2 separate regions of the Homo sapiens genome follow, and region 1 is linked to region 2. The links are chromatin contacts, found by Hi-C in ENCODE. All regions are on one chromosome and are shown on one strand. The core of a region is the stretch at or near the end of the contact, and the rest is flanking DNA. Distances in the headings are between cores, read along the strand shown.

What was found. Hi-C counts contacts between places; a loop is a spot of excess contacts on that map. Pooled maps may share reads with other maps.
Region 1: a pooled map shows a loop between it and region 2 (15-fold over the local background). The contact joins the promoter of ACAD8 here to the promoter of SNX19 in region 2. A Hi-C loop is called at or near these places in 5 of 50 pooled maps.

The regions. Positions count from the first base shown.
Region 1 is chr11:134,251,516-134,255,221 of GRCh38, reverse strand. ACAD8 (acyl-CoA dehydrogenase family member 8) reads right to left here and starts at 1,654. Exons shown (of 11, transcript NM_014384.3): 1 at 1,513-1,654. The coding sequence starts at 1,621. THYN1 (thymocyte nuclear protein 1) reads left to right here and starts at 1,870. Exons shown (of 7, transcript NM_014174.3): 1 at 1,870-2,382. The coding sequence starts at 2,340. RefSeq lists an enhancer at 1,740-2,109.
Region 2 is chr11:130,915,031-130,918,714 of GRCh38, reverse strand. SNX19 (sorting nexin 19) reads left to right here and starts at 2,236. Exons shown (of 11, transcript NM_014758.3): 1 at 2,236-3,684. The coding sequence starts at 2,776. RefSeq lists a silencer at 2,044-2,323 and an enhancer at 2,444-2,493.

The DNA.
Region 1 (3,706 bases), core at 405-2,904, 3.3 Mb before region 2:
GAGGTTGCGGTGAGTTGAGATCGCACCACTGTACTCCAGCCTGGGCAACAGAAAGAGACTCCATCTCAAAAAAATAAATAAATAAGATCCATTCACACAAAGGATGACTATTTCAATCCTAGCAAGAGCTCATTAAATGTTAACAAATCTTCTTCTTCTGTAAATGGCTACTTCCTAAAACAAATAGTTCAAGGAACCACAGGCTTAAGAAATAAATCTGAGTTGCATTCTAATGGAAGGAAATAGTTTTATGCAAATCATATGCATAAGTAAACACAAGTTCCCAGAAGGAAATACAGTATAAAAACAAAACAAATACCACCACTCATGAACTTTGCCAGTTACTAGCAGAGTTCAAGATGCCAATACATAGTTACTAGCAGAGCTCAAGATGCCAATACATATACACTAAAAAGGTAAAGCTAAATAGAAAAACACTCCAAATGAAATGGGAAAAGCCTTTGACTGCAGAGCCACTCAAGTGTAAGCAAGATGCAAACAATAACAAAACCCACCTCTAAATAATTCCTTATCTGCTTCGGTATCAACCAGGGTAATCTGGGTTATCAAATTCTAAGCGCTAGGCCAGGGCAGCACCTCTTGAATGAGTTTTAGGACATTCAGAAGAAAACAGTATTCTATGCCTTACTGTACTTTATAGATCTGATATCTAAGGGACTTATTCTGTTGTAAAGAAAACTGCCATTTATTTAAAATAAATTTAAAAATATTTCAGAAGAAAAAAGTGTTTATAAACATTCTTGGCAGAGAAGTCACAAACTGGCCGGGTCTCCACCACTCCTCGCTACATTCAAATTACTGTTCAGAGCCTAAAGACACTCAAGTTTGTCAGCTCTGGTAGAGTTTCCCACTGGCAATAATAATTATTTTTCCTGCATGAGTTTCAACACTAAAAGTGTCTTATAGCCAGAGGTGTTAAGATACCAAATCTTTGTGTGTGAGCAAATCTTGTATGACCTGGAGTTCTTGTGCAGTTGTCACCATCAGCACCCAGCCAGCTTCTTATATTCTCACTGCTTTTATGACCTACTGTTATGATTAAAAACCAACCAACCCAACAACAACCAAGCCCCAAGTTTCTTCACTTCTCTAAGCATCCGAGGGTGACCGGCCGCAGGAGGACCCGGGCCGGAGGGGAACCTGCGGGGGGATGACCGGCCGGAGGGGAACCTGCGGGGGGTGACCGGCCGGAGGAGGACCGGGGCGGGGGTGACCGGCCGGAGGAGGACCGGGGCGGGGGTGACCGGCCGGAGGAGGACCCGGGCAGGGGTGACGGGCCAGATGGGGACCCGGATGGTGGTGACCGACCGGAGGGGGCAGCCAGGCCGGGGGTGACCGGCCGGAGTAGGGAGCCAGGCCGGGGGGGTGACTGGCCGGAAGGGGAGCTGACGCCGGGGTGACTGGATGGAACGGGGAGACTGCAGCCCCTCGCGGACATATGTCCGCCGGGGTTCTGGACACCTGTCCTACTGCCCGCCAGGAGATCCTTACGGTCGATGCAGGAGGTCAAGCTCCGGTGGCCGGTCTGGACGAGGACCCGGAGACCGCCGGGCAGGCAGCCGAGGCGCGCCCCGAAACGCCGGCAGCCGCTCCACAGCATAGCCGCCGCAGCTCCGCGTTCAGCTAAGAGTCTGAACGCCTTCGACCTCCGTTGCGCTCGCACTGGCGGGACCTGCGACCCGGCAACGCCTGTCCCACTGCACCCTGGGGGTTGTAGTCCTCCCACGAGCCCTAACAACCCAGGTGCCAGGCGGGCTCCCAAGGGGACAGGACTACAATTCCCAGAAGTCCTCGGGGCCTCGGCGCCGCAGAGATGCACCGCCCACCAAGCGCCGCGGGGGTCGCGCTGCACAGCCTGCGGCGCAGCGGAGGCGGACCGCAGTCGAGTCTGCAGAGTGTTGGGTCTGTAGCCAGCAAATTACTTCATCATCTAGATTATCCATTCAGTTGATCCTAATTAGCAAGGATAACAAGGTAACACAAGGCTTACTTATATTCACCCAACAAAAGTGTCTCTGTGGAGCCACTTCCCAGTGAACTACATACTGAGATAGGGGTTCCTGGATGAGAAGGACCAAGGACAGAACCGAGAAGAGTTTAGGGGCAGGTTATGCGAGATGGAAATGGCGCAGATAACGGAGGGAAGGATTTGAGGGCTCAAACGTAGGCGTCTGTGTTTCGCAAAAGTTGGAGACGTTCTAGGCTGCCTCTCGTTGCCTCCATCTCGCTCTGCGCGGGTTTTGGAGGACATTAGCATTCTTTCTTGTATCTCCGTTGATTCCAGAATCGTCCGCACTAAAGTCCCCTGCAGCGTGACCATGTCGAGACCCCGGAAGAGGCTGGCTGGGACTTCTGGTTCAGGTGAGCTGCCCCTAGGCTGCACAAAGGCAGCCCAAGAAAAAACTTTTCTCGAAGAGCCTGTTTAGTACTCATTTTTCACTCCCTGCTTTTTGAGAACCCTTTGTGATATTTTTACTCCATTATCCTTAATCACTCTCCATCTTCTTTACTTGTCTCACCAAGCTCCTACCTACAGTTCCTTTTTCTTGTTTATTCAGGCAATGGTTGTTGTGCACAAAGACTCTTTGAGATACCAGGTGGCGTGCTAAAGAATATAAAGCGCCTGCTTGCGGGTGAACTGCAAACAGATGTGATGGGGTTCAGGAAAATGGATTGTTAAGTTTATGGAGGGAGGAATCACGGGGAAGGCCTCGAGAAGGATGTGGAATTTGAGCCCAGCCTTGAAGAATGGGAGACTTTCCACGGGCAAAGTTTAGTACTAAGAAAACGTGATGTCGTTTTTATAATCACAAAGATGGATGGCATTCTAAGTGGATGGAGGAGGAGGAACATTGGAAGGTACAGAAAGTACCTCTTTTGGGAATGACAGGGGTTCCAGATATACTACAGCACATTGCAGTTATTTATCAATATGTGGTGTTTGCAGTGGGCCTGTTAACTCCTAAGGGGCCATTAGGAAACTAGGTTAGGAAGGTATGCTGGGTTCAGAGCATTAGACAGCCATAAATGGTATTTAATGACAATTGATGTAGGGACTTTGACTAAATTCAGAGGCAGTATAGTCATTAAGTAGCTTCAGATAGACCTCAGTGACAGGTGCTGACCTCATATCTTGATTCCACCATTACTGGATGTGTGATCTGGAGCATGCTTCCCAGATGAAGAGTAGAACATCTCACAGGTTATGTAGATTAACCGAGTTAGGGTTAGGGTAACACATAGACCTTGGGCCCTGTCATATAGTAATTTAACAACTTAGCTACTGAATGCCTACTGTGTTCCAGGCACATTCTGATTGTCTTGGGATGAAATCGAATCATCACCATTTTTCTACAATGTCCTGAATGAACTGTTTCTTTCAACTTTTATTGGCACCTTCAAGGAGCAGAAAGGAGATGGGCCAGGAGCCACAGTGAGCAAGAAGGAAAGACGTATGAGATGAGAATAATAATGCTTTTATTATGCACTTATTGTAATGCCAGGCATTGTCTAGGCCCTTTGTATTACCTCATTTAAGCTTCAAAATAGTTGCAAGTAGGTGCTCAGTTTCCTCTTTCCTATGCAAAGGCATAGAAGAGAGAGTGAGGAAAGGAAAACATGTATTGACTACTGTCCGGACCTTTAATCCTGAACAACCCTGTAAGGTGTTCTTACCCTATTGAAT
Region 2 (3,684 bases), core at 987-3,486:
ATTACAACACATCAGAACACATCACATTACACACGTGATCATGTTTCATTACGTTTATATATTTATGTGTCTCTCCTTTAACTAGACTGAGAGTCCCTTGAGGAGAATTATTGTATCTTATTTGTCTTGTTTTCTCCAACACTCTAGCACTATGCCTTTAATGTTTTGAGAAATAGGGAAAAGGAAAGAAGGAAGGACGTCTCCAGATGGTGAGTGGTGTGGCCAAGTCTCCCCACCCCACATACACACACCAGGGCACATCAGTCCTGACTCTCACCTCCTCCCAGTGATTAATCTGTTTGGAGACCAGGGTCTGCCCAGACCCCCAGGCAGGAGCTCACACCCGTCCAAATGACAAGTGCACGGGCATGTCCATCAAACCCGCTTCAGAATCAGGAAGGCACTCTTGGCTACCTTGATGCTCCAGACCATCTGGTCAGGTGGCATAGCGCCCACTTGCAAGGTCACTTCCTTACTGCCCTGAACACTCCAGATTATGCTGCCAAGTAAACTTTCTCTTTGAACTGCCACAGGAAGTCTTCAGCACCGTCGGTAGTCCCTTCATCATTCACATTTCTGTTTTAGCTCCCAACTAGGTGGCAGGGACTTTTCTCCAGAGCATTGTTGCCATTTTCTAAGTGCTCCTGAGGACATTAGAATGGTCTGGGAAGGTAGAGGGGCAGAGCCCACTTCTCGGGTTCCTTTTCTGCGGGAAGGCAGGCAGCAGTGAAAAGGTATGGACCGTGAAACCGTGGATTCACATTCTGCCATCTCACGGGAGTGCCCAGTCTGCTTAGTGGACACTGATCCTAAATCAAACCATTTGCTTTAGAAGTGATGAATCGTAAACTACGGGTCACATCTAAATGATGGCTTCTTTCGTATTCAAAGGAAGTCTCTGCCCCAACAGCAGCAATGGACGAGACAGGAAGCTGCAACGCACTTCTTGTTGGCAGAGTTTTGGGTTGGGATTTGTTTGAAGATTCCTTTAAACATCTAGGGAGTAGTCCATGATGATGAAAGACTGCTCACAGCACAGAGAAGGTGGACGAAGGGCAACCATGAGCAGCTCTGTGCAAACGATGCGAATCCTATGCCTAAATGGAAAGGAGACCCACCCTGCGGGCACAGCTCCTAGGGCCCAAGGTGGACATGGAAGCTGGCTTCACGCAAAACTGACACTAACACTTTTGACACCTGGTCAGTGCTTCCGGTATTTTGTCTTCCTATAGGTTCCTGTGTAGACAAGTGAAGTCTAATTTGCTAAAACCAAAAACAATCCAACATAGAGCATATTCCAAAGCAAATATATTACAGGATTATCTGAAAGGACACCTCTATCTCTGCTTTCCTTTTCTATGTTTTTGGGGAGGATAAGGCGAGAAGAGATAGAGGGAAATAGAAACCCTCATCCTTGAAGACTCAGCAGAAAGGCACCTTTTCTGTGAGCTTCTCCTTAACCATTGCAACCCACAGTGATCTCTCCTTCCCCTGAATTCCTATAAGATTTTGTATTTTACTATATCGCACGCTGACTGGCATTACTAGATAGCCAATCGCGTTCAAAGCGCTGGCATCCCCAGTTAGCAGGAGGTCCTGGAGGACAAGGTCTGCTTCTATTCGTCCACGCTGCCTCTCACATTGAAGACAGCAGATGCTCAAAATATTTGATTGTTTGTGTAATGCCACCAGCAAATAACCCTCAATCACAAATTTGATTTTGTGATACAGTATATGAAATGTACAACATAAATCTATCTCTGTATCGTTTCATGCCTTATATTCTGCAATTCCTGACAACAAATGAGGGTCTTTGTGCTGGGGACGCGGGGTACCGGCTCTAGGGGAAACCGGATAAATGTTAAGACACATCAGGCCAATGAAACTTCGCCTCCATGAAATTAAAATAAACCGGATTATTGACAGCGTGCCTAAGCAGTAAAGGACAGGCTTCATTTAATAACCAGAACTAGGACGCGTTTTAAAGCGCCTGGAAGTCTGGGTCTTAGCGGTGATTGCTGCGGCGGCTGTTTCGTGGCACTTCGGAAATCTGCGCCAGCTCTTGGCGAGCACGCGCCCCGTGCGCGCTCAGGCTCACGCTCAGGCTCAGAGACTACCTCGCGCAGGGCCGTCAGGGCGGCTCCTCGCCAGCAGAGGGCGCCGGGCAGCGCCGCTCCTCGGGGCGCGCGCGGACGCTCTCCCAGCATGCCTCGCTCCCGTCGACGTCGACCCGGAAGCTGTCGCCGGCGGCCGGCCGGCGGTCAGCCTTCACACAGGCCCGGCTGCGGAGCGCAGTCGCCCAGGTTTACGGCGGCAGAGGGCCGAGGCTCCCGGAGAGGACCGCGATGAGTCCACTTCAGGTCGGGGCTGAGTGTGGGCGCGCGGTTCCCGGCGGCGTGTGACCCAGTCTTCGCCGGCCGCTGCCCGCTGCGTGTGTAAGTGTCCGTGGGCCCCAGGGCCTTGCAGCGCCCGCCCCGAGGCCCCGAAGAGGCCTTCCGCCTGGGGCAGTGTGAAGGCCACAGAGTTTTCCTCCAAAGCCACACCTCAGCTGGAAGGGGCGAGTTGGAGGGCTCTGTTAGTGGTAGCCATGGGGAGACGCGGAGCTGCAGCTGTCGCTTTGCAGTGCCTGTAGGACTTTGAGGGCCTGGAGCCCCGGTTCCCTGAACAGCACCCAGATCGCCCCATATCTGAGACACAGTTCATGCCCCCCTTCCCTAACTCTGAAGTAAAATCTTGAGGGCTGTCATCTGGGGAAGCCACCTTGTCCGTTCAGCCATGAAGACAGAAACAGTGCCACCGTTCCAGGAAACTCCAGCTGGATCGAGCTGTCACCTCAATAACCTGTTGAGTAGCCGGAAGCTGATGGCTGTGGGGGTCTTGCTTGGCTGGCTCCTGGTCATACACCTTCTGGTCAACGTGTGGCTGCTGTGCCTTCTGTCGGCATTGCTAGTGGTGCTGGGAGGATGGCTGGGCTCCAGCCTCGCTGGAGTGGCTTCAGGTCGACTGCATCTGGAACGCTTCATCCCGTTGGCCACCTGTCCTCCATGCCCTGAGGCAGAAAGGCAGCTGGAACGGGAGATCAACCGCACCATCCAGATGATTATTCGAGATTTTGTGTTATCTTGGTACCGTTCCGTGAGCCAGGAGCCAGCCTTTGAGGAAGAAATGGAGGCAGCCATGAAAGGGTTGGTCCAGGAGCTTCGGAGAAGGATGAGCGTGATGGACAGTCATGCTGTTGCCCAGAGTGTTCTGACTCTCTGCGGTTGTCACCTGCAGAGCTACATTCAGGCAAAGGAGGCCACTGCAGGGAAGAATGGTCCAGTTGAGCCTTCCCACCTCTGGGAGGCTTACTGCCGGGCGACTGCCCCACATCCTGCTGTGCACAGCCCCAGTGCTGAAGTCACCTATACGCGTGGCGTTGTGAATTTGTTGCTTCAAGGGCTGGTGCCCAAGCCCCACTTGGAGACTCGTACCGGACGCCATGTAGTGGTCGAACTCATCACATGCAATGTAATCTTACCACTGATCAGCAGGCTGTCAGATCCTGACTGGATCCACCTTGTACTCGTGGGTATCTTTTCCAAGGCCAGAGATCCAGCACCCTGCCCAGCCAGTGCCCCCGAACAGCCCTCAGTGCCGACATCTCTGCCACTGATTGCTGAGGTAGAGCAGCTTCCAGAAGGG